2 separate regions of the Homo sapiens genome follow, and region 2 is linked to region 1. The links are chromatin loops, found by intact Hi-C in ENCODE. Cell type or tissue: dorsolateral prefrontal cortex. All regions are shown on one strand. Each heading gives the region's core, and the rest is flanking DNA. Links, peaks and the distances in the headings are about the cores only.

Region 1 (10,134 bases), core at 4,094-6,593:
GGACTCAACCCAGCTACCCCAGCGGCTTCATGCAGTAATTCAGAACCAAAGCATTGCTAATCGGTCTATTGCATGGCCCAGGAAACCGACGTAGAATAATTCCTTTTTTTTTTTTTTTGGAAATGGACATAGAATTTAAACCAGTCAAAGAAGCGACAAAATAATTAAAACAAGCTACATAGAAATTTTTGCTTCTGTCATTAATTTGTTGTATTAACCAACAAACTAATTATTAGAAGCAAATCGTTGCTTCTGTTATTGGTTTGTTAGTATTAATTTCTAGAAATTACTGGATTACAGATTTGTTAACCTCCATTTCCAGGTTGCTCTTTTGAAAGATTTTATCAGTTAATCACACTAGCAGCATATGAGAGTACTACTTTTGTCAGAGTCAGAAATTCGAAAAGGTGATTACTCACTCTTCAGTTTTGACCTATCAGCCCTTTGTTTCAATGCTTTTTTGGGGGGTGGTGGGGGCACGGAGTTTTTGCTCTTGTCGCCCAGGCTGGAGTGCAGTGGTATGATCTCAGCTCACCGCAACCTCCGGGAGTCCTGAGTAGTTGGGACTACAGGCGTGCACCACTGTGCCCGGCTAAGTTTTTGTATTTTTAGCAGAGATGGGATTTCATCGTGTTAGCCAGGATGGTCTCGATCTCCTGACCTTGTGATCCACCTGCCTCAGCCTCTCAAAGTGCTGGGATTACAGGTGTGAGCCACCATGCTTGGCCTAATTTTGTGTTTTTAGTAGAGATGGGATTTCTTCGTGTTGGTCAGACTGGTCTCGAACTCCTGACCTCAGGTAATCTGCCCACATCGGCCTCCCAAAGTGCTGTGATTACAGGCATGAGCCACCGCTCCCAGCTCTGTCACCAGGCTGGAGTGCAGTGGCGAGATCTCAGCTCACTGCAGTGTTTGTCTCTTGGGTGCAAGTGCTTCCCCTGCCTCAGCCTCCCGAGTAGCTGGGACTACAGGTGTGCACCACCATGCCTGGCTAATTTGTTGTACTTTAGTAGAGACAGGGTTTCATCATGTTGGCCAGGATGGTCTTAATCTCCTGACCTTGTGACCTGCCCGCCTTGGCCTCCCTAAGTGCTGGGATTACAGGCTTGAGCCACCGCAGGTGGCCTCAGTGCTTTTAATATACAGTTTTCCTTTCTTCACTATTCCTAAGTAGGTAAACAGCTTTTTTGTGATTCTGGTTCAATTTTACTTTATACTATTGAGTAATGTTTTCAAAATATTCTGAAAAAGGTTGATCATGTTGTTTGACTTGGCATTATTTCTGTGTTCACCTTTTAAAATTCATTAACCGGATCACCTTCAAATATGTTAAGTACATTTTATTATGTGTTTCTTTTTCCAGCCAAAAAGCCAACAATATATATTGAACCAAAATTTGAGTGTTTTATTACCATGAATACATGTAGGTAGCCCTGTATGTTTACAGTGTAGCACAAACCCTTTTACTTGTGTAATTAATGCCTCCAACACCAGTGTTGTCCTTATTTCCGTTTAACAGGTGAGGAAACTGAGGCAGAAGTCTTATGATTTTTCTTAATCATTCTTAATCATAGCTATGTGTACTATGATCCACTAAGGTTTTTAGTGCAAGGTGTTTATCAAATAAGTCAGTATTTTTTAATTTAAAAAATTCATGTAGAATACAGTAGTCCGCCCATATCCATGGGTGATACATTTCAATACCCTCCGTGTATGCCTGAAACTGTCGCTATTACCAAACCCTGTATATACTGTGTTTTTTGCTTATACATAAATACTGTACAGTGCAGAGCATTCACGTCCTGGGCAGGATAGTTCAAGGTTTCAGCATGCTACACAAAATGGTGTGCAATTTAAAAGTTATGAATTGTTTATTTTGGGGATTTTTAAATTTAATATTCTCAGACCTTGGTTGACCATGGCTGACTGAAACCTTGGAAATCTAAAATCCGGATAAGGAGGGCTACAGTGTTGTCTTTTTTGATAGCTTCTGAATTGGAACAACTACTTTAATTGTAGCCTTAACAACCCAGTTAGTTTCACGAGTTTGCATACCATCACCCAGTCCGGGTCACCCTACTATGTTCTTGTAATTATTGGTATTATTTTATAATTGTACAGTGTGGCCTTGTTGACATGTTAGCTATCGGGCCAGCCACATGCATTACAAAGTTCAGCACTGTTGGTGTTTCAGGAATTACCAAGCCTTCTTGGAAAGCATTCAAGCCAGACTGTGTGTGTACCTAATTCTGGTTGGTATAGTGCCAGTGTATTAACTTTTATTTAAATAAAATTCCAACAGGTAACATTTATTATTACTATACTGCTGTCACAGAGTGCCCACACTTTAATGATGTTTTTGAAAGTCAAATATTAGCACAGTAGATCCCCTTTCTGCATTAATTTTTATCACACCCTATGTGATATGGTCAATACTACGTAATTTCATCCATATAACACAGAAATATCATTACAAATACATGGCTGATGCTGTATGATCATTACAATTCTGTATTATGTGAAATTCTCTGGCACCATAACCTTGTACTCTCTTCTATCATACGACAATCCACACCACCCTACCCCTCCTTTGCGATTAGTAGTTTTGGGGAAATTATTAATAGCGTGGTACTGAAATACCAAGGCACCAACTGGGGTTGGTCTTGGGGTTGAGGTGATAATTAGGTGGATGGCAGCCATGAACCTGGGTGTCTGCATAGAATTACTGTGAATATGAGATCCCATCTGAAAATTCTGACTTCTCCTGAATTAGAGTTAGTAGAGTTCCTTGGTCTCTCTTGTGACATGTTATAGAAGGTCTTTAAACATTTTGAGATTCCAGTGGTAACATTACTGGTGCAAAATCAAAAGTTGACACCTGCTTTGGAAACTGATTTGCCATTCAACTTGTAAATTTGAACATTTGCATATCCAAGGATATCTACCACTTCCAGTCCCAAATATTATCTAAGAGAAACTCTAGTGCATGATTTCCAGGAGACTTGCAGAGAGGAATTGCAACATGGTTCATGATAGCAATAAACTAGAAGCGCCTTAGATGCCCTTGGACATGAGAATCATGGTGGAATACCTACCATTCATCAGTTGTGTAGTATTATAAATACTCCATTGTGTAATAATGAAAATGGATAGGCAAGCGATATAATAAGCAAGGCCACGGATGGATCTTAGTAACTTGATGTTGAGTTGGAAAAAACCCAATTCCCATTGGAACCTGTTTTGTAAAGTTTATAATCAAATGCAGTGAAACAAAATGCTATTTATATATGTTTATGTTATAATATTAAAAAGTTAGCACATAGGCAAGGCTTTAGGTTATGTTTGAGTAGTTTGGTTTGGCAGCGGGTTCACAGATATTCTTTATATCCTTAAAAATTAAAGTGGATTGATTATTCAGAGGACTTTGGTTTAAGATTTATGACTTGCTCTGATATTTCACTGTTGAAACTTAGATGGTGGTGCCTTCAGCCTATTAATGAACATGGATGGAGCAAAGAAAAGTTCTTCCCCAGTCTTTCCGCCCTCTGCTCTTTCTTGTCTTTAAATATTGTAAGTTGTGTTGTTATTCCTAAATTGAATCCATTTCTTAGTGTTATTCTTGGTCTTCCAGAGGATGCTGTGAGTCTAATAGGGTAGTTTGCATGTTTCTTCTTTAGTAGGGGACCAACATTTCATGTAAACAGTCTAAAACTTATGGCTATTTACAACGGAGAGTTTTGTTAAGTCTCCTTCCTGGCCTGACAGACACAGGACTGACTCGCATGTACTGTGTTTTAGGAAATATTGCCTGCATGATCAGGAAGTAATGACGATGGTCAGGCTTTTCTTATTTCTTAAAATTTAAATACCCGTTTCTCTTTAATTGACTAGAATAGGAGGAAGCAGTGGAGATAGGAAAGGGGCAGATAGTGTTTTATTAGTGCTGATGCCTGTGTGCACTCTGAGTGTTTGAGTGACAGAACTGGGGGTGTTCAGGAAAACCACTAATCATACGTGATTCTGAAACTTCATTTCTGGCCAACTGTTTATGTCTCGGCGTTTCTACTTTTCTTACCAACCTTGCTGAGAATTAGCATAATCAGAATATCTGCCTCAGGTCTCCTTTCCAATTCTCTGCTTTGGGTGCTGTTGATCATTGAAGCAGCCAAAAGACATGTCCCAGTAGAAGGAAGAGGAAAAAGGCCAAATAGTCATCCCCCGAATGTCCTTTAATTGACTCTGTATGACTTACGCTGTAGTGGGGTGCATTCCAAACACTTGTTCACTGTTAACAGGAACGTGCTGCACTGTAGAGCACTAAATAAGGGTCTGCTCTGGGGGCTCACCCTGGCAGCCATTGGAGAGCACCTCTTCTCCAGCCTTCTATGTTCTGTAGGGAATTGTATATTGAGGTTACCCCACCCCTTCTTCCCCAGTGCCACTGGGTTCTCGGATAGCCTCCTGTCTGTTGAGACATAGGAGCTACCTCTGTGACCTTTGCTAAGAGACAAACTTGTTTTTAGCCACAGTTTCATCATCTATGAAGTGGGGGAATTGTAGTAGAGTATCTCTGAGGCCCTATGTATAATTATGATTTTAAAGTGGTGGATATCAACTAGACACTAAGGAGGACCATCATCTACCTTCGTGATGTCTGTGTGTGTGTGTGTGTTTATGTACATGTATATATATATTTATGTTTATATATTTTTGATGTAAGAAGTTGTGGCATGTTCATGAGCTTTAATTATTTAGGAAACAAGAGTTGGCCATTGTGGAGAGAATACCCGCTAGCCTGGGTGACTTCACTCCTGAGCAAAGTTGACATCTACCTTCAGGGTTTTTGTGAGGTATAAATAAGTTACTGTGTGTGAAGTATTAGAACCCAGAAGGTCCTCGTTAGATGGTTCCACAACTAGGAAAGAAGAAACTGAAAGTATTAGTAAGGCATGTTTCCATTTCCTCTGGATGCATCTGAGGAAAACTTCCAGTGCCATGTGGACTTGGCCACCATCTTCCTCCCATTGGAAGGGCATGAAGAGAAGCATGTGGTAGTGTTGAGAGCATGTGTTTTGGACATTATCATTGCTGGTTGAAGTTCAAAGAAAGGCTTCAAGAAAATTGACTTTAAAAATCAAAAAGCTATAACATATGAAAGGAGATGTGTACTCCAGTTGTCTGAGGCCAGGGAGCTGGCCAGCCCTCAGTTGGACTCCTGCCTTTTTCACCCCTCCCAGCAGCTGCCAGACCACAGAGCCAGTTCTGTGAAAGATCCTCAAGAAACAATGAGAGAAAACAGCTTCTGTTTGATTAGATTAGATCAATTTATGTGCCTCGGGGAGGGGCCTGCGCAGGGCAGGGGGAGGGGTGCCCCTCTGTTGTTGGTGGGGGCAGCGGTGGCCCATGCGGTCACTTCATAAGTAATGAGGCTCCGTGGAAGCTGGAATCAGAGTAAGGGGGAGGGCGGGCTGGAGGAGGAGCATGTGGAAAGAGATTTCTGCAGTCTGTCTGGAGAGCTGCCCAGGTTTCCCAGCCAAAAAAACAAATAAAAATAAATAAAAGGCAAGTGCTGAATGACACAGATTATGATATTAAAAAGGGATGCCATTGAAACTGCGCCCTGGAGTCCGCTGTCTGTGGGGGTGGGGTGTGCTTGGCAATGGGGTGGGGGCATCTGACCGGCTGGGGACACAAAAGTGTGCACAATTAAACTGTGAATGTCCCCCTCCCCCCATATGTCAGAAATTCTATACTTCGGATTTGTCTGCATTGCAGGTTGGGGAAATGGCAGGATGAAAAGCTAGTGACTCTTTTCCTTTTTCTCATTTTAATTTATCAGGGTGGGGGGAGCCAGCCGGAGACCCCTCCTCTTTGGTGTTCGATTCCCTCCCTTGCACATAAATAACCTTCTCTCCTGGCTGCCTCCCCTCCCCCTCGGCCCCATTGCTGTTCTGGCCGTCCTATTGCCGCGCGGAATCTGCACTGCCGCTTGCTTATTACGTACAGGGGAGGATTGTTGACAAGTGCTCCGGAGCCTGCCTCACTGCGCTCTTCCTCCCTCCCTCCCTCTGTCCTTCTTCCTCTCTGTCTCTCTGCAATGATCCGGCTCTGAGGATGGCTGCTCCACGGGTCTGTCAGGTGCAGTTTTTGGTGGCTTATCTTGAGGAACCTGGGATAGAAGGTCTGTTCCTATAAATAAAAGACAAACCAAATAGCTCTAGATTTGTTTCAGGCTGGTATGGCTTTTGTTGGAGAAATAGGCCTTTGTGGGTTTCCCTGCTGGGGTCCTGATTAAATCCATTGTGGATGGCAAGGTGCTATATATATATATATATATGAGAGACTATGTAAAAAGTGTTGCAATTTGCTTAATATTAATATTCTTTTAGCTTTGATATCCTCCCTAGGGGCAATGGTGGCTCCTGCAAAGGCACTGTGGAAATTTACAAGAGAGAATTAATGTCGCTCTTAAAGCATTAAGCTCTGTTGACCATTTTGGCCAAAGCTGCAGTTTCAATCAGGCTTGTATGACTTTAGACATTTCTCTGGAGACTGAATGCCATCCAGCTATAGCTGGTCCCTTTTATTTTATTACCAATTTATCTGATCATTTCCCAGCATTTAAAAATAAATGTTTGATTAAAGTTAATTAGTTCATCCTCACCATAGCTCTGGTTTCCTTCATAAACAGCATGTTTGCTTTCATTTCCATTAATCCTTTCTTTTTCTTCCTCCATCATCTTTCCTTGAAAGATGGAGGAAACTGAGGCATGCAAATAGATCCTGAGACCTGAAGTGGTTCTGGATTGAGACCTTTAAACTTCGAGTGCTCTTGATTCTTCTCCCGAATTTCGTGCATTAATTCATGTCTGTATTACTGTCTGTAAACACAGATGAATTTCAGGAACCTTCAATGTTTGGTGCCTCAAATCTTAGCAGATTCCATGGCCACATTCCTATAGTGCTGCTTTCTGTACTGCTTCCATTCATTATATTTCAGTAGTGGAAAGAATGCTGCTCTGGGAGGCAGTAGGCCTTTCTGAAGTTATTTGTTGTCAGCAGTTTTTTTTTTTTTTTTTTTTTTACTTTGAATGGACTACTTAATCCTCTCTGAATATATTCATTTGAAAAGTAGGAGGGCAGTTGATTTCTTGATATGTGAGTGAGGTAATAAGGAAACAGGGGAACTACTGTCCCTCCTAGTCATGCTACAAAGAAAACAGAACTTAGAACTTCCAAGAGATTCCTTTTATCCTAGGGAATGAAGGCAGCCCAGAGAGGTTTCAGGGCAAAGGGTGTGGCTGTTTATTTATCTACAAATTATGGTGTCAGTCAGGACACAAAGTTTGTGGAGCTTTGCCCATTTATCATTACAGATTAGTACACAAACCGATAACTTTATGGCACTTGTCGATCGAGTTAAAGCAGCAGCTTTGCTTATCTTTGGAGAGCCTGGCTCAAATTGGATACCTGGTTTCTTTTGGTACCTTACATTTGTGGGGTAAAGATGATAGGAAGCTTTAGAGACCTAAGTACATACACACTTGTAATTACTTGAAGGTAGAAGAATATCATTAGCTATCTGTGAACATGCTGTGTTCATGGACATCTCCCTTTGAGAAGTGCAAATTCTGTGAGATGAGAAATCAAATTTGGGCCTGTTAGTTTATCTGAACACAAGACTTTCCACATGTTGGGCCCATTTATCTGTCTTAGAAAAAATCTCAAAAAAAAATGCCCTTGTGTTTCCGTCTCCTTCATGTGACTGAGTTCCCTTGCTCTGCAGTGATGCCATTGTTCTGCCGCTCATGGTTACACATCAGCCTAAGCCCACTGTCGCCTTGAGTCAGTTTTCTTCTGTAGGCGGCTTTTGACCTTGGAGGTGGTCAGTTCTGGGCCCTCTGTGGTGTGGAATTCTTTTCATGAGCTGATAGAAGCTCGAGTTGCATATCCTAGGGGATTCCAGGGATTTATATTTTGGTGCGTATTTATAACTGGGTTGTCTGGTGGGTGTGTGTTTGACTGGGTTGTCAGTGTAAAATTAAAAGGGTGTTGAAATGAAGTGTGGACCCAGAGCAGTTACGGCCTGGGATAGAGTAGTCATGGGATTGGACACAAAACTAGAACTGCCGATTGTAGAGCATCGTGGGTGTTTATAATTCAGTCATTATTATTATTCTAGGTACTGTACTTGTTCTGATTGTTATAAAGGTCATATTAAGGATGAAGAAGGAGTGAAGAGGGGAAGAGAGTGGGGAGGATGAGCCCTTGCCCCAAAGAAGTAACAGGGAGTTGTGCCAAAATGAGCAGTACATTTATGTTCACAGTGGTGATCATCAGAGTTTAAATAGCTTCTGGTCTGTTTGGGAAATCTTTCATGAAGATCACGGCTCTTTGTTTTTGTGAGAGGTTTTGTGTTGAATAAAGTTAAACTGTCAGCCTTGTTGTCTATTTTTATTTATTTTTGTTGGAGCCTTTCAGTGAGCAGTGTTTTCTGTCCCCCTGGGATTGTTGGTTAGGATGTACGAAGGGGAGATCTTTTGTCTTTTGGTGGTTCTTACTCATTTGGGGTCTAGAGAGCCAGAATGGGGCCCATTCTAGTAGTAGCAGTGTTCTGCTTACCTCTTCCTCTGAGGAAATAGGAGATATCTGCTGGGTTTGTTCCTTTGTAGCTCAAGGCGTTTATTGCCTTCTGGGGCCCAGGGTCCTATCTTTCTCAAAGAGTCATTTACTTGTTTCTGAAATAGGAAAAAAAGGATAGAGTCAGACATTTTCCTTATCTACCCAGTGACCCAACTTTTCCATGTTAATAATGAACACTGTGTCAGGTCTTAGTATCTAACGCTTTCTCAAAAAATTGTGCATGCAAAAGAGGTGTAGATTGTTGAAGGTGTGTCGTGGGGGCGGATTCTGGTGGTGGTGAGAGAGCTCTTGTGAGATTGTTGATTTACAAATCAGTATTTACATCTGTTTTTGCAGGGGTTAAATATAACAAAAATATGTCCCCCGCGTCCACCTATTCATCCTCCCCATTCCTGCCTCCAAATCTTGGGACTGTTTTAAGTAGTGATGGGTGGGGGTGTTTTTGGATTGTCTTTTCTTGACCGGAATGGGAAATCTCCATAGCTGATTTGACAGTAGACAAAGGGGAGCCCTAGTCGGCTCAGGGGCTGGTCTCATAAGGGAAAGGGATAATTATTTTCCATAAGCCGAGGTATGAAACCACTTTCATTTGTGCCTCGTTGACCACAAGTGTGCCACCGACATCCTGCCTCATGACTTGGCATTTGTTCTCAGTCACACCAGTGTGTTGATCTGGTGAGCAAGTCAGTGGACAAGCCTGGGCTGTGCTCTGCAGACCCTGTGCCCTGCTCGCCCCTCTCCCTGGAGCTCTGTGCTCCATTGGAAGCTTCACATGCTGACCTGCATGTGTACAGTGATGGGCAAACTCCATGTTCATATTGACCATGCCAAGCAGGCCCAAAGCCAAATCTGCCCTGGCATCGGAATGCCTACCCTGCTTAAAAAGCAATTCATTTTTTTTTCTCTTTGCAAAACTTGAGTGAACATAACATTTATTTTTCACTATCAATGGCAGCAAACCATGCATTCTGATGACCTCAGAGAGGGCCCTACCTCAGCCATGGGGGCTGCTTTTATAATTTTTCTATCATCTTAAAGTGCACACACACACACACACACACACACACACACACACACACACACACACACACACAGAAATTGCTGCTGAAAATGAAAGCTGTCTTTGGATGCTTGACTGTTTGATATGTAATGTGATAACCTTGTCTCACAGTGACAGGGTGACAGACGGCATTGGCTCTATAATACAGAATTACCTTTTGTGCATCTTTTCTACAACAAAGCTAAATACATTGAGTCACCCTAATATGCTAATGACTTTGGTGTGCTCCAGATGTTTTAGAAGCCCTGGAACAGCCTCAAAGCCCTCCTTGTTTTTCCTTTCTTTTTAACCCTTGTTTTGGGGCACTGCTTTTGTGGAATAGAGCCATTGGCTTTTCCTTTAGTTTTCTATTGTCATGTATGTGTAGCTAATGAGAGAGGACTGGTAAAACTTCTTTGTGTCTAAAACATCATAAAATGATACAGACTACA
Region 2 (10,134 bases), core at 4,928-7,427, 140 kb before region 1:
TTGCTTGAACCCAGGAGGCAGAGGTTGCAGTGAGCCGAGATTGCGCCACTGCACTCCAGCCTGGGCAACAGAGTAAGATCCTGTCTCAAAACAAAACAAAACAGCAGAACACCAACTGTGACTATTTAGACCATGTTATTATAAGTCTTACAGATTCTTGTGGCTGTAATTCTCCAAGTGCAAGATTGAAGAGGAAACTGTTTCTGGGTCATCTGTGCTGATTATAGTATATCCCAGTTGTTCGAGGAAGAGGATAGAAATTCAGATAATAAGGGTGCTTAGCACCTTTCCTTCTCACCAAGGCTTGGTTTTTCTTCCTAACTTATGGAAAAATGCAGTGTGAGTCTCTTTACACCCAGACATATTTTTGGATGGATGGGATTTTTATCTTCCCTCTGCCTTCCCTGGTTTGTGAGGATGAGGGTAGTGTTCACAGTGTGACTAAGAAGCAGCATGACTTTTTTGCATACTTTTGAATGAACTACTTTGCCTGCCTTTTATTCTCCAGGCAAGATGTACCCTTAGAGATGAGGTGGAACCTAACACTTGGTTTTACCTAAATTGCCTCCTTTTCCATTCTTACACTGCCCAGAGCACTAAAGCTCTGTTTGTTCTATTTTCAGCTTGTAATAATGTCTTGATGTTGGAGGATGAAAGAGCTGATGTGAATAGAAGGCATTTAATAAGGAGTCATGGTCTGGAGTCCCAGTCAAATTGGTAGCACATGGTTTTCATCTGCCTTGAAGGGCTTGGTTGCATGGTCTTGCCTTCCCAGAGCTGTGACAGCACCAGGCTGGACCCTATACACAATGCCACATCTCCTTCTCAAACTGATGATTTGGAGTGGCAAATGCCACTGGCTTTGAGAGATGCCAAAAGAATGGTGGACTTGGCTTCTTAATCTTTTGAAGATCATAAAATGTTTGCTAGGGCTCGCTCATCTGCACTTAGGACAGGGGTTAGATGGGTATGTTGGGGAGATGAGGTTATTTTAGTGGGGTTTGGTTAACGTTCAGTTTTAACCACTGTTCAGCCTTCTCACTGGGACTCCTAGCTGGTTACATTTTTTTGATGGGGGTTACTTTTATATATTTATGTATTTATGCCCCTCATTCTAAAAAAGGATTTTAAAGCCACGATGAGCTGTCATTCCAGGAGCAAATAATTTTTACTTAGATCTGACTCAAGTTCACTTTCCAAATGCAAAAAAGGGACAGTCAGATTAAACTGTGGACAGCAGAGTAGTTGTTCATTCATCTCAATGCAGCAGTGTTTGGGCCTGGCAGTGTTTTTGCTTTTGGTTTGAGGTCTTGACCTAAAACTTTAAGTAAAGGCAAGTTTTGCTTAATAGTATTGGTATTGACACTCTGACAGATCTTTTAATCTGAAAGAATTTTAAAGATGCATGAAAGTAATCCCCAGTGATGATTACATCTTCGAGTGGCAGAGATCAGATTTTTATTTAAATACCAATGCAGTTTATCACTTTTTTCCACAGTGCAGGGGGCCAGGGAGGGTCTGGATTTGGGAGGGTCTGGATTTAATAGTGAACTTCTGAACTTGACTTACTTTGAGGGGAGCGATTGGTGGGTGTTACTGCATGATTCAGTGTTCTGTGTCTTTAAAAATGTTTTGAAATACTCATTCTGTATTGTAATCCTCAAAACTACTGTTAGGATTCCAAACCATTGTGGTTTAAACTTAGCTGGAATCTAAAAGGTGGCTGACAGAGGGAAAGGAAACCTCCTTTAAATAAAGAACATATTTGGCTTGCCTAAGTGTCCCAGAGTCTGGGCTCTGGGCATATCTAAGCCATGGGCCAAGTCTCATAGTTGAAGAGGTCGGGAAATACTTGTCTCAAATATAAACACCAGCTCAATATAAACACCATCAATTAGTTCTGCAGAAACTCCTGGTACAAATAAGAACTTGCAAAGCTTCATGTTCAATGGAGTTCTTGTCTGGATGAGATAAGGAGTGCAATACTGCACGCTCTTCTGTACTTGTGATAAATCAAAACTCTAATGATGCTATTAAAATGGGTTTTCTTTTGGCCCTGGTAAGCTGGAAAGCATTGGGAGGTGGGGAGGATAGATTTCACTTGGAAATACCTGAAGCTAAAAAGTGGTGGCTTTTTCTTCTTTCTTCTAAATGTACTCCTTGCTCTAATTAAGCGATGTGATCACTGTCCCAACACTGACATACCCCAGGATGAAACACACTTTCTATTCAAGTAGCCTTTTTTTCCCTTGCCTTCTTCCATGAGACTTGCTGAAATTGTCATGTTATTTCTTTCCAGAATTTATTGGAGCATTAGGCAAAAGCCTCTTGGGAGTATAAATAATGATGATTATAAAGAACAGTCAGTTTACCAAGGAAGGCCATTATCTTTGACTTGCAAAGCTTTTACAGCCAAACATTGTTTGCTTACAGTTCTTTAATACAAATGAAGACCTTAATGGTAAGAAGAGTCCTATTACTACTCCCTTTGTACATGGAGGTCATCCCAATAAAGAAAGGACGATGTCACTTTGCTCAGGCATTAACAGCTTGTTTTTCAGGACAGGCATTATATACGGTCTATGAAGGCCTTGGATGGTGTTTTTTCTTCTTCTTCTTTTTTTTTTTTTTTTTTTTTGAGACGGAGTCTTGCTCTGTGGCCTGGGCTGGAGTGCAGTGGCGCTATCTTGGCTCACTGCAACAACCTCTACCTCCCAGGTTCAAGCGCTTCTCTTGCCTCAGCCTCCCAAGTGGCTGGGACTACAGGCGTGCGCCACGACACCCACCTAAATTTTGTGTTTTTTGTAGAGACAGGGTTTCACCATGTTAGTTTGCCAGGATGGTCTCCATCTCTTGACGTTGTGATCTGCCCGCCTTGGCCTCCCAAAGTGCTGGGATTACAGGCGTGAGCCACCCCGCCCGGCCTGGTGTTTTCTCTTCTAAGGAATGTGGTTTCTGCCATCAGCAGCAAGTAATCCTCCTTGCTGAGTGTTAAAAGATTTCTAAAGTTGATAAGGAATACTGAATTTACTTTTGTACTCCCTACTACGTCCTACTGTATATTGTATACCTTATATACAAATTCAGGGATTTTTTTTTTTTTTTTTGAGATGGAGCCTTGCTCTGTCACCCAGGCTGTAGTGCAGTGGCGCAATCTTGGCTCACCACGACCTCCACCTCCCTGGTTCAAGCAATTCTGCCTCAGCCTCCCAAGTAGCTGGGACTACAGGCGCGCGCCACCATGCCCGGCTAATTTTTTGTATTTTTAGTAGAGGCGGGGTTTCACCGTGCAGGTCAGGCTGGTTTCAAACTCCTGACCTTGTGATCCGCCTGCCTCAACCTCCGAAAGTGCTGGGATTATAGGCGTGAGCCACCGCGCCCGGCCCAGGGGATGGTTTTGACTTTGTCTGAGTAGGCACTGACATGGAAAAGGTATGTATAAATGAAGAATCTCATGCCTTTTTTTTTTTTTTGCCTGTTAATTTTCTTATTTTAAAATTTTTATAGAGGTGGGGTTTCGCTGTGTTTCCTCGGTGGGTCTTAAACTCCTGGCCTCAAGTGATCTTCACCCCAGTTCTTCCAGCCTCTTACACCTACGAATCATTTTCTGTCTTTGTGCTTTTGCTTATTCTGGATATTCCATGTGAATGGAATCATATAATATGTGGACTTTGTGTCTTGTGTCTTTTAAAATTATGTTTCTAAAATTCATGCTGGAGTGTGTATCAGTACTTCATTCCTTTTTGTGGCTGAATAACATTCCATTGTATGGATGTATCATGCTTTGTGTATCCAGTCATCAGCTGATGGACATTTGAGTTGTTTCTATGGTTTGGCTATTTTTTTTTTTTTTTTTTTGAGATGGAGTCTCACTCTAGCCCAGGCTGGAGTGCAGTGGCGCAATCTTGGCTCACTGCAACCTCCACTTCCGGGTCCCTGTTCAAGCAATTCTCTTGCCTCAGCCTTCCGAGTAGCTGGGATTACAGGTGTGCGCCACCACGCCCGGCTAATTTTTGTATTCTTAGTAGAGACGGGGTTTCACCACGATGGCCAGGCTAGTCTTGAACTCATGATCCACCCGCCTCGGCCACCCAAAGTGCTGGGATTTATAGGCGTGAGCCACCGTGCCCGGCCCGTTTGGCTATTTTGAACAATGCTGCGGTGAACGTTTGTGTGGAGGTTTTTGTGTGGATTTGTTTGCATTTCTCTTGGAATACCTTGTTAGAAAAGCGTGCTTATACGTATTACTACTAAATTTATTTTCTGTCATTAAGCTGTGTTTCAGTTCATGCCTCTGAAGTGATGTGCTCTGTTCAGCAGAGTCCTATGCTGTGCCCTCCCCTTCTGGGGCTCTAGCTTGCCCTTTGGAGGGTGTGTGTTTGTGTGTGTGTGTGTGTGTGTGTGTGTGTGTGTGTGTGTGTGTGGTAGGGGTCCTCATTTTCCTTACTGCCTGTCACTCTCCATGTCACTGTGGGTGGCCAAGAGTGGTCTCATTTCCTCTACCCCTTTGCAAACCGTAAACACTGGTCACACGTGCTTGTGCTGGAATCATATGCTCCAGTGGCTTGATGGTGGGACTTCAGATTTCCTGCATTACCTTAGGTTTTGACTTTCTTGTGGTTACCTCTGTCAGCATTCTTTGGCAGAGGACTATGGGGAGTAGAATGACCTAGAAATTATCCCTGATTTTCTTCTCCTTCCAAGCCTGCTGAACCAAAAATGGTTTTTATTTTTCTTTGAAAAACTACCCTTCGTAATGAACTCCATTAAGAAATAGGAGTTCTTCAAAGGAGGAGGGATGTTACTGTATTCTTTTGATTTCTCTGAATTTACTAGATTTATTTTCCCCAAGTTGGTGTGAAATTGTTGAGATTGGTCCTTAACTAGAGTCAGACAATTTTTTTTTTTTTTTTTTTGAGACAGAGTCTCACTTTGTCGCCCAGGCTGGAGTGCAGTGGCGCGATCTCCACTCATTGCAACCTCCGCCTTCCGGATTCAAGTGATTCTCCTGCCTCAGCCTCCAGAGTAGCCAGGATTACAGGCACCCGCCACCACGCCTGGCTAATTTTTGTATTTTTAGTAGATACAGGGTTTCACCTTGTTGGCCAGGCTGGTCTCAAACTCCTGACCTCAGGTGATCTGCCTGCCTCGGCCTCCCAAAATGCTGGGATTACAGGCGTGAGCCACCGTGCCCGGCTGGCAATTTTTATTTTTTAGATACAGGGTGTCGCTGTGTTACCCAAACTGGAGTGCCGTGACGTGAACGCAGCTCACTGCAGCCTTAACCTTCCTGGGCTCAAGCGATCCTCCCACCTCACCCTCCCAAGTAGCTGGGACTAGAGCTGCGCTTCACCATGCCTGGCTAATTTCAGGCAATTTTTAATTGTTAGAAAAACTGTAAGGCAACATAAGAGAAGTGGATGGTGGGGACTGCAAATGTCATGTGGCCTAGTGGTATTGAGAAGCATTTTGTGAAGCAGAGAGTGCGTGTTCCGATTCTGTAGGAGCACATGTCTTGGTGTGGGTGTCTTTGCCTTCCTAGAACTTCCTGATGATAAGAAGCCTGTAAACACCAGTGTGTCCGTCAGTATTTGGAATCTTGTTTATTACATAGTCCTCAGGTTCATTGTCAAAAAATTCTTTACTGATGGTATTAATCAGTATTTGGAATCTTATTTATTTCATAGTGCTCAAGGTCATTGTCAAAAAATTCTTTACTAATGGTATTAATCATGCTTCTCACACTCCAGTTTTTCTGGTATGGTTTTCTGTTCCAAATTGACTCCTGTGCTCAGGTCATTAGTTTGGCTTACTAACAGGAGCCCTGACAGCTATATTCAATATTTTTCTCTGCAGTGGCCAAGTAGCCAAGAATTTACTAGTTTAGACACCCACCTCAGTTTAGAAGGTAGGTGTGAGTGTGTGTGTGTGTGTGTGTGTGTGTGTGAGAGAGAGAGAGATAGAGAGAGAGAGAGAATATCTAAGAAGGAGTTAATATTTTAAACTTTGCATTGTTTAACTGGAAATCTGTGTTCTGCCGGGCCGCTTTTATGTGGTGTACCTATAACCTATACACATACTTGTGCCTTTCAAAGGCTAACGCCACATCCCTCCTACTAAAATTGCTTATTAGAGCTAATTTTAAGAATTGAGTTAGAACTGCCCTATAATGTAATGCAGAATATTTCCCAATAATGCCTAGGTTAACAATGATAGTCTTGCTGTATTGTGCAAAAAAGGCTTCTGTTCAGACCCAGCTGGGTTTCAGGCTTAATTCATTGCTCTATGGTGGGATCACCACAGCTGCTGTGGGGCCTTTACAAATGCAAAAAAGCTGTCAGTGTTTGTTTCATCAGCTGCATAAGTGATGAGGCCAAGTTGAGGAATCCATTCCAGTGCGCAGTGTGCAGGCTGTAGCTATTATTGTTTACAGAATTAGTGTGTTGGAGCTTTAAAATAGTTGGCACATCGTCTGCCCTTTAAAAGCACAAGACTAAGGAATGAGACCAGTTGGTTGTCCTTGTAATGTTGGCCGGATCCAGCCCAGCCCTTGTCTTTTAACAGCTACTGCTCCGGGCTGTGCTGTGGGACTTGACTACTCTTTGGAGGAAGTGGGGGTGCTTGCTGAGTTCTTGTCTCTGTAGTTCTGCATCCCAAACTTAGGTTTGCATTAAAAAAAAAAAAACAAAAAAAAACCACGCAGTCATTTAGAGTTCCATAAGTGTAATTGAGATTTAAAGCCTTAATCATCCTCCCAGCCCCAAATAGGTATAGGACTGTCAGCTGGGATTTCAAATATCTGTGCAGTAACATTCCAGATTTGGCTCTGTGAGATTTATTTTGTGAAGTGATACTGCTTTGGGACTTGCCCTCATCTCTCCCCATGGGTACAGAAGTTAAGGCTACTTCTTGGCTGGCAGCCAAGAAGCCAGGAAAGCCCCATTGGACAGGTCACTTTCCAGGCAATTAAGGAGTATTCTGCAGGGCTCTCCGTGAATGCTGTCTTAACAGTGTAAGGTGACCCTCTTCCCCAGGGACCTGATGAGCCCGGGCAGCATGTTCACTTGCTTTTGGACTGGGCAAGCAGGAATCTGGGACCAGCATCATGGTCATTCACAGGATAGTGTGGGATTGTCCCAGCCCCTCCCTCATTTACATTCAGACCCCTTCTCCACTCAGGGGTCTCTGCCTCATGGAAACTGGAGGGCATGGGCGGTGGCTGGTCTGTTACGGTTTTGAAAGTGGAGCTCATCAGGTCTCCTAGCCAACGGGGGTGAATAATTGTGCTTCCTTCCTCCCAGCTGGAAAAGGTCCCAAAGTGCTCTCTCATATTCATAAAAGAGATGGCACGAGGCTTAGTGTCTCCAAATTAAAGGTCAATACTGATCAGCTTTCTCTCAAAGAACTGTCACATATGCTCTCCTGGAGACATTTGTGTCTTCCCATTTTACCTTAGGAAGTCTCTGGAGCCCAGGAAGACAAGTGTGTCCGATGAATCTCCTGTGGTGTTGGTACTGATTAAGCAGAGTTTGGGGATCCTTGTATGGCCCCTCTTTTAAAGAGCTTTTTAGCACGGTCTCTGCCAAGTATATTTTAACTATTAGTTACAATGATCTTCCAACAGAGAGCAAACAACATAAGTAATAGTTTAGAGTTTTACTTCTTAACGTCTTCCCAAATTCCTTCTCTTTCTCTTTCTTACCTGCACCCTGGAATAGTAGTAATGAAAAGGAAAATAGCAAACCGTGAGCTCCATATCCTCTCCCGCTGGGGGAAGGACTAATTTGCAGGGCCTCATAAGGAAACAGCAGTTTCATGGTCATTGTTGTCAGCCTAGCAGCGCTTGGTTGCACTTCCGTTGCTCAACGTGTTTCTCCTGGCTAGGGTGTTTGTAGTATATTTTGAGTTTTAGGAATCTTTCATCAAAGTTTCTTCTGCTTTTTTGTCATTTTAAGGCAAAACATTTTCTTTTGGTAGCTTGAAAGTTCTACACTCTCAATGTTTAAACATTTTTTGGGGGCAGGGTGAGAAACAGCTTTGTGGACGCATATCTGATTGTGTGTGTTTGTTATTTCATGTCAGAGTCATCTCATGACCCCAGGAGACCTCGCCAGTGGCCTGCCTCCTAGAAAATGCACTGCTGTAATAACAATCAGGGCGCCAGCTGACCACTGGTTGTCCCTCAGCCACTTATTAGCTGCATGTCCAGGAGGATCACCAGGCCGTGGTTTAAATTCTCAGTGTTCTCCATTGTAATGTGGGGTGCACGTGCGTCCCTGAGTGGAGATTAGGTGCTCTAATAGGCACAACTGTGCCCCTTTCATTGTAGGCATTCTCTTCCACCTGTATATTAGTATTGCTTCTAGCTGCGTGATCGAGGGTTTGGGTTAATGCTGACATATTGCAACTTACTGGATGGCAAACAGTTAAGTTGTCTTCTTTGGCTGTGGGGAGAGATGGTGAATTCAACACTCTGAAACTCTGAACACAGTGTCCAAAGAGACCCTGGGCTTCCTGGAGTGTTATTCTCTTACTCTCCTAAACTATTCTCCCACTCCCATGAAAAAGAAAATCTTAAAGCGGCTTATCAGTATCTGACATAAGACAGAGTGAGGCCTTTCCTTTTATCTACATAGAGATAGCTCAAAGATCTGCTTGAGGGGCAGCAAAAGGCATGTCAGCAACCACCAGGAAAGGATCCTGAAGCCTAACCAACTGGTTATAAACAGCAGTAGGTGCCCAGGAGGGAACCGATACCTTCTGCAAGAGCATCAGTTGTGAAATGGCCTAGGTACAAGGATGTTCTTAGAATCAGGTTTCAAATTATAGTAACATGTAGACAGACTCTGAATGCTCTGGGAATGGAGTAAGCTGGTTCTAGTGAATTTTCTGGTTGACTGTTTCAAGCCATGGCATTAACTCCTTATGAAGGATATTTTTTGGCTGTCCTGTCTTCAGAAGTCCGGTGTGACGCGCGAACTCAATGGTTGCGTTCCCGAGGACCTTATGGAGTGCTTCCTGTCTGTCTGCCAGTGCTTTGTTACTGTGCACCTCTGTAGATATGCAGTAGGGGGTTTTTGGGTGGTGTGCATGCTGATCCCCAGAGGGTTTATATTTTACCTGCACTCCTGAGGATGTGTTTGTGTTGCTTGGGGCCCTGAGAAAAAACTGCATTCAGCGGAGGATTTAGTAAGAAGAAAGTTGGTTCCATGAAGTGTACATCAGCAGCCCCCGAGGATGCTGTGGGGTTGCAACTCCTAAGGCTTAACTGCGGCGGGGATCGGTTAATAGTATGGACAACCCCACACCCCAGAACAGGGGATAGGTGATGGACGACAGTGGGACACCATACCTAATGTGCATGCCTGCTTCCTAGAAATTGTGATAGTGTGGTGACTCTTTCCTTCTCTGAAAAGACCAAACCCCATCACTTAATATGGAAATTTAAAACCAAACCTCCAAACCCTTCTGACAGCATTTTTGACCAAATTGGCTTTTCGTAAGGGTAGAGCTAGATTTTCCGAAGAGCTTTAAAAACACAGCCTAGAAGCTTATCTTTGTGAACTTTTGCTGTTGTCAACAGTGGATATCTTGCTGCTGCTAATAGAAAACAAAAAAGTTCATTTGCCAAAATGCTTGTCATTTCCTCCTGAGGAGTGCAGCTTAACGCCAGGACTTCATTTAGTCAGAGGGAAATGGTTGCTACCTCCCTGTTAAGCTTCTTTCCATTATCCAGTTATGGCAGAATGAGTGTTGGGGCGGCCTGGGGAGATGGGGGTAAAATAAAGGAACAGCTAAGAAGTGGTTCTGCAGAATGTGTACTTATATCCGAAAGCCTGGATGGAAAGGACGGTGGCTTTGGAAGGGGTGTAAAATGGGAGGGGGTGGCAATCGCTGAAGCATGACAAGCCTCCGAAGGCCTCTGGGACTTGAACACAAAAAAGGGAGCTTTTTGCAGCTCTTTCACATGCACACGTCTCCCTCTGCCCCATCCATCCTCCCCTGCTGTTTTGTAAATCTCCCAGTTGGAAATTTTTAACATGGGAGAGCTTCTTCCTGTGCTTCAGTTGGCAGAATGCTCACACGCAGCTGCAAAGAATTTGCTTTTCCTTTTCACAGCATCTCTCATTTAAA

Evidence for each region. A loop is a pair of places that touch in the nucleus more often than their neighbours do. Peaks named below come from ENCODE experiments on the same cell type or tissue, not always from the same donor. Only the 100,000 strongest peaks of a DNase experiment are listed, where the experiment ranks them.
Region 2: it touches region 1 in a loop (4-fold over the local background); 9 of 110 quality-filtered maps call a loop at or near these places.

What each region holds. Positions count from the first base shown.
Region 1 is chr6:15,394,837-15,404,970 of GRCh38, forward strand. The region is part of intron 2 of JARID2 (jumonji and AT-rich interaction domain containing 2); the gene reads left to right. Among named protein-coding and RNA genes, the nearest start is that of DTNBP1-AS1, 150 kb to the right of the region's middle. RefSeq lists enhancers at 7,802-8,302, 9,162-9,456, 9,526-10,134. In dorsolateral prefrontal cortex, for the core only: a CTCF peak has its summit at 5,332; DNase peaks (open chromatin) are centred at 5,345 and 5,985; H3K4me3 peaks cover 1,767 bases; H3K27ac peaks cover 2,244 bases.
Region 2 is chr6:15,258,695-15,268,828 of GRCh38, forward strand. The region is part of intron 1 of JARID2 (jumonji and AT-rich interaction domain containing 2); the gene reads left to right. Among named protein-coding and RNA genes, the nearest start is that of JARID2-AS1, 15 kb to the left of the region's middle. RefSeq lists enhancers at 6,024-6,533, 6,539-6,678, 8,673-9,231, 9,232-9,789, 9,790-10,134. In dorsolateral prefrontal cortex, for the core only: no CTCF peak of the experiment used is centred there; a DNase peak (open chromatin) is centred at 6,447; H3K4me3 peaks cover 1,414 bases; H3K27ac peaks cover 2,500 bases.